Regions from separate parts of the Homo sapiens genome. Here region 2 is linked to region 1. Evidence: chromatin loops called from intact Hi-C (ENCODE). Cell type or tissue: IMR-90. All regions are shown on one strand. Each heading gives the region's core, and the rest is flanking DNA. Links, peaks and the distances in the headings are about the cores only.

Region 1 (2,935 bases), core at 300-2,799:
AAATAAGGGTTAGCATAGAATGGGCACTTATCAAATAATTTTTAATTAATTATTCTATGAAATAAGAGCTAGACAATCACAGAGATATAAAGATAATATGAATGTGAACACTCCTATCAAAGTGTGTGTAAAATCATCTGTGTACACTTAGTCTTTTCTGACCTTTGGCCACCAATTGAGTCATCATATACCAAGTTTGAATGGTTTATAAAACAGATGCTGCTCCAGGGATCTTGCTGACCTTGAATACAACACTCCAATTTCAAACATGATTTCTCTCATTTCCAGCCTGACTCAGACATATCGTCAAGGATCTGGGATTGATCACAAAAGATTTAATATTCTGTGAATGTAGGTATGTGTTAAAAGTATCTACTTTCAGCCAGGCTTGGTGGCTCACGCCTGTAATCCTAGCACTTTGGGAGGCCGAGGCAGGTGGATTGGCTGAGCTCAGGAGTTGGAGACCAACCTGGGCAAAATGGTGAAACCCTGTCTCTACTAAAACACAAAAATAATTAGCTGGGCATGGCAGTGTGCTCCTGTAATCCCAGTTACTTGGGAGACTGAGGCAGGAGAATTGCTTGATCCTGGGAGGTGGAAGTTGCAGTGAGCCGAGATCGCGCCATTGCACTCCAGTCTGGGCGACAGAGCAAGACTCTGTCCCAAAGGAAAAAAAAAATCTATTTTCATGCAGGTTTCTTCAGACTGACTACAAAGGCTTCAGACTAGCTACAAAGCTTAAAAATCTACTTTCATTCAGGCTTCTTCAGACTAGATACAGAAGAAATGAGACCATCTAGATGGGGAACAGTATTATCCATGTTGCCACCATAGAGACTATCAGCCTTTTGGGATTACCAGAGCAAAATACATGTTGGAGGATTTTTTAAAATATGTTTTGAAAGGTAGGATGAAAGAGCATAGTTTTGATAAGGTAAATAAATGAAGATTTAAAGAAAAACAAGATCAATATGTCAGGTGTGCCAGATGCTCCACCTGTATTTAAAAAACAAAAAGATTTACAGTTTTCCAAGACATCATGTTGTGTTATGCTATCTGAGAGTCAGTGTATGGTATCTCAGTCTGAGTTCCCAGCAACCAGAACAATGCCTATAATAAAATAAATAGAGAAGACAAATAGCAGTGAATTTGAGTCTGGAGAAATAAAAGGGTTTTCGTATCCCCTCTGAGCACTGTCTGGAATGTTGACTTGGAAAGCAAATCTGTGATTATAATAACCAGGTCATTCTTTCAGGAGTCTTTTCTGATGCCCTCTGATTAAAACTGACCTACATATGCAGAAATCTCTTGGTTTTTTTTTTTTTTCTGTCTTTTCAGAATAATTCCCTGTGTGATTACTTGCTTACTTTAAAATAGGGTAATGACCAATAGTCATTGTTCCAAAGACATAGAGAAAGTATATTGTGTTTAAAAGACAGCTTCTTTATAATTCTATAGAACTAAAACATTCCTATTTGCCAAGGCAGTGGAGTTTTTGCTGTTCTTAGAACATAATTACTGAAAGACACCCACACATGTCCTGCCTTGGACAAAAAATTGTATGTCCATCCTTTAAAGGTCATTCCTTTAATGGTCTTTTCTGGACACCACTAGGGGTCAGAAGTAGTTCATCAAACTTTCTTCCCTCCCTACTTCAGTGATGCATAAGGCAGATCTGCTTTAGTGTAAGCGAGGTCAGGCCCTCAAGAGTCTTGGGATGGCTGAAGAGGTAAGAACATTCTATAAGACTTGTCCAAAGAACTGACTGTTTAATGATTCTGAATATGCTAGTTCAGAGAGAATCTATTTACCACAAACCTGAAGTAGGCTTAAATTTCCAGTTTACCTGAATGGTTATGACCTAATTAGAGGAATGACTTTATAAACATATATAGATACAAATATATAGTGTATATTTATTATATACTATATATTTATTATATATTATATAAGCATAAAATGTAATAGATTATTGTATATATTTAATAACATATTATTACATATTTTAATATATAATATATAAAATGTATTATATTTAATATATAATGCATGTAATATATAAATATACATTATATATTATATATTATGTAATAAATATATATTATGTATATACACATTTATCTAGACTTTATTACATATTTCATTATATATTTTATAAGATTTCTATAAATAATATTCCCATCATTACTAAAATATTTTTTAAAAATTAGCCATACCTTAGAAGCATTATAAAAAATATATGACATGGTCCATCTGTTCAACTGTAGCCATCTAACCATTTGAGAAGTTTTTATAAGATTTATAGCATTTGATTGTACCATGACATAAATCATCTCATGCAAGATAGTGTATTTGTTTTGTTGGCTTTAATATGTTCCCTTTTCTTCAGAAAATGTGAGACAGCTTAAAATAAAATTAACTATAAGAAACTGGTAAACACTGAATGAAAGAAGAAAACCAAGCAGAAAAGTAAAAGGAGGTTACAAATAAATTTATATTTTAAAAACATTTTTTATTTGCCTGGCAAATAATAAGTGCATATATTAATGGATACAATAATAATATATAATATAAATATATAATATATATAATATGTTATGGGATACAATGTGATGTTTGATCTATATATACATTGTAGAGAGAGTCTATCAAGCTAATTAGCATATGAATCACCTTCCAACTTTTTTTGTGGTGAGAACATAAAATATTTATTTTTTAGCAATTTTTAATTTAAATACATAATATATTATTAACTGTGTTCACTATGCAGTGTGAGAGATCACTAAAACTTATTCCTCTAGTCTAACTGAAGATCAACTTCTTTCCCTTCCCATCCCTCCTCTACACTCTCAGTCAGCCTATGGAACCATCTTTCTATTCCCGTTTTTATGAAATCAACTTTTTAAAAAATTCATCCTTAAATATATTAAAATGA
Region 2 (2,935 bases), core at 319-2,818, 81 kb before region 1:
AAGCTCTATTTTTTTTTTTTATCTTCTGGAAAAGTTGACATACGAAAAATATGATGGGATGAGACTATTTGAAAATTCTCCAAGAAATTCAATGGGAAATAATTGACAAACATGTTGAGGTGGAAGTGCCTTGGGAAGCAGCAGAAATAGAGAAACATCCAAAACAAAATTCTGATTGCAATATAATGGCTGTGGCTGGGACACTTAACAATTTCCAGTAACGATACACTGGCAAATAACTATGGTTCAGTTGCAGGGCTGGTAACATGATATTATGCATCAATGATTTTTTTTTAAGTGAGAGCAGAGAGGTTATGCAAGTGATTAGTTGTCTAGGTCTAAATCAAGGTGATCCATAAATTTTATAAGTGGTGTGCTAAGCATTTCTAATATTTCTCCATAACTCAAGTCATCACATCCAAATATTATTCTGTGTTCTTCCCTGGCCCCTAGTCACCATGATAACCACAGATTTAAACTCTGGAATGTTTTGGAGATCATTACATTGTTAGAGCCCAGAAAACCAATATCCCTAAATATAGCACTTTAACATTCTGAACTAAAGAAGCAACCGCAAGGTTTCTCTGACATCCCCCAGCCCTTCCTGTCTTTCACTTCTTTGTCTTTCCCAAAGCATGGGATGAGGTTATTCTCTGAAGTTCCCTTATCTACCTAGACGCTAGACCCCTAAAGAGGAACACAATTGCCTTCAATCCCTTCCCTGAAATTCCATTAACCAGAGAAGATTAAAACTCATATTACAGAGGAAGACACTGAAAATTAAACACCACACCTGGAGCCCAGATGAACTTCATCTCAAACTATTGTCTCTTCTCAGGTCCCATTCAATCTCTCCCCTCCCCTATAAAGAAGGATATATAAGCATCTGTGCTTAATTGAGTTATCAGGTAATCATTCTCCTTGGAGTTCTCCATGCTTATGCATGTTAATAAAATTCTATGTCTTTTTCCTGTTAATTTGTCTTTTGTCGATTCATTTTAACAGACGTAGACTTCAACCTTCAGAGGGATAGTTTCAACTTCCCTACACACTCATGATCCTTCTCTCTTTCAAGTAAAACATCTGCAGGTCTAAATTACTTCTCCAATAGCAGGCTCCTAACTGCCCTTAACATCTCAATCTTCCAAAGTAGATTCTTCAACTTATCATTATTGTTCTTTAATTGTAGTTCATAGAATTTCAAAGTGAGACCCTAACAAAAATATACTCTTCATGTTTATGATTTGGATTTTTTCTGGAGTCTACATTCATTAGCTGCACTTGTACTTGTACTTCAGGATGTACTGTTTCACCTCCACTTGAGCTGTACACATTCCTAACTATAACTTACTCAATATCCAGGAGCAACAGTGACAAGTGACTGGCACAGAGGAAGGTTGCTCTCTGCTGGTCCCAGCTATGTAATATTTGTGGTTTGTAACATAATTTTCCCTGATTACCAAAGTTTTATTAGCCTTTCTCAAATCCTGAGAGATATTTTTTCCCTAGGGCAAAGATGGAAGTTTAAAGCCAGCCATTTCTAAGGGTTAGCGGCTTGCTCAATTCCCTGGGGGCCTGGCATATCTAGTATGGCCAGGAGATGGCAGTGTTGAAGCATCTTCTGTTAGTAAAACACATCCCTGTCTCTCAGAGCCCCAGAGATAGGGTTTATCTCGTTCTCACTTATTTGACAAAGAAAAAGGACACTAAAATAAGGCAATGCATCAATTGAGACTCCATTTCATCTCTGAACAAATTGGACAGCGTTACTGTATGCTTGGTAAGGAAAGGGAATCGAAAACAAAACAAATATTGTACCTTGTATTTACTCTTGACCATCAAAGGATTTCCAGAAGGCATTTCAGTGATCCAAGAAAGAAGTGTGTTTGGAAGTGGTAGGCAGAACAGGGTTGAGAGTACAGTAATGCCTGTAAGAAGTAAGACTTGCTAAGAGAAAGGGAGGAAAATCAATTATGCACAGATGATTTTTGTCCTATTTTAAGAGACAGAAAATTAGAGCAGTCCTTCCTAGAAAAGTAAATCACAAGCTTTTTTTTTTAACAATCTCTTGATCCCAAGAAGTTCCCTACTCTTAAATATCTTTAATACAGAGTTTAATTTAAAATGCATATATGTTTTGGCTTTTAGTTTTTCCTTATTTAAAATTAATTAATGCAGAACAACACAAACTAGAGAACCTAAACGAAATGGACTAATTCCTGGAAACATACAACCTCTCAATATTGAGCCAGGAAGAAATTGAAATTTTAAGCAGACCAATAACAAGTTCCAAAATTGAATCACTAATAAAAAAACCTACCGACCAGTAAAAGCCCTGGACCAGATAAACAGCCAAATTCTACAAAGAAGTATAAAAAAAGAGCTAGTACTCATCCTACTAAAATGATTCCAAAAAGTTGAGGAGGAGGGACTAATCCCTAACTCATTCTGTGAGGCCAGATTTGTTCTGATACCAAAACCTGGGAGAGACACAAGGAAAAAAGAAATCTTTAGGCCAATATCTCTGATGAACATAGAGTCAAAAATCCTCAACAAAATACTACAAGCAAAATCCAGCAGCACATCAAAAAGCTAATCCACCAAGATCAAGTAGGTTTTATTCCTGGGATGCAAGATTGGTTCAACATACATATAACAATAAATGTAATTCATCACATAGACAGACCTATAAACAAAACCACATGATTATCTCAATAGGTACAGAAAAGCTTTTCGTAAAATTCAACATCCCTTCATGTTAAAAGTCCTCAACAAACTAGGCATTAAAGGCACATACCTCAAAATAATAAAAGCTGCCTATTACAAACCTACACCCAATGTCACACTAAACGGGCAAAAAATGGAAGCATTCCCCTTGAGAACTGGAACAAGACAAGGATGCCCACTCTCACCACTCCTATTCAACAAAGTACTG

What was found. Hi-C counts contacts between places; a loop is a spot of excess contacts. Peaks named below come from ENCODE experiments on the same cell type or tissue, not always from the same donor. Only the 100,000 strongest peaks of a DNase experiment are listed, where the experiment ranks them.
Region 2: it touches region 1 in a loop (5-fold over the local background); 7 of 110 quality-filtered maps call a loop at or near these places.

What each region holds. Positions count from the first base shown.
Region 1 is chr11:5,203,359-5,206,293 of GRCh38, forward strand. No RefSeq gene overlaps it. Among named protein-coding and RNA genes, the nearest start is that of OR51V1, 4.1 kb to the left of the region's middle. In IMR-90, for the core only: a CTCF peak has its summit at 1,613 (motif pointing right); a DNase peak (open chromatin) is centred at 1,653; H3K27ac peaks cover 468 bases.
Region 2 is chr11:5,122,650-5,125,584 of GRCh38, forward strand. No RefSeq gene overlaps it. Among named protein-coding and RNA genes, the nearest start is that of OR52A5, 14 kb to the right of the region's middle. In IMR-90, for the core only: a CTCF peak has its summit at 1,599 (motif pointing right); a DNase peak (open chromatin) is centred at 1,632.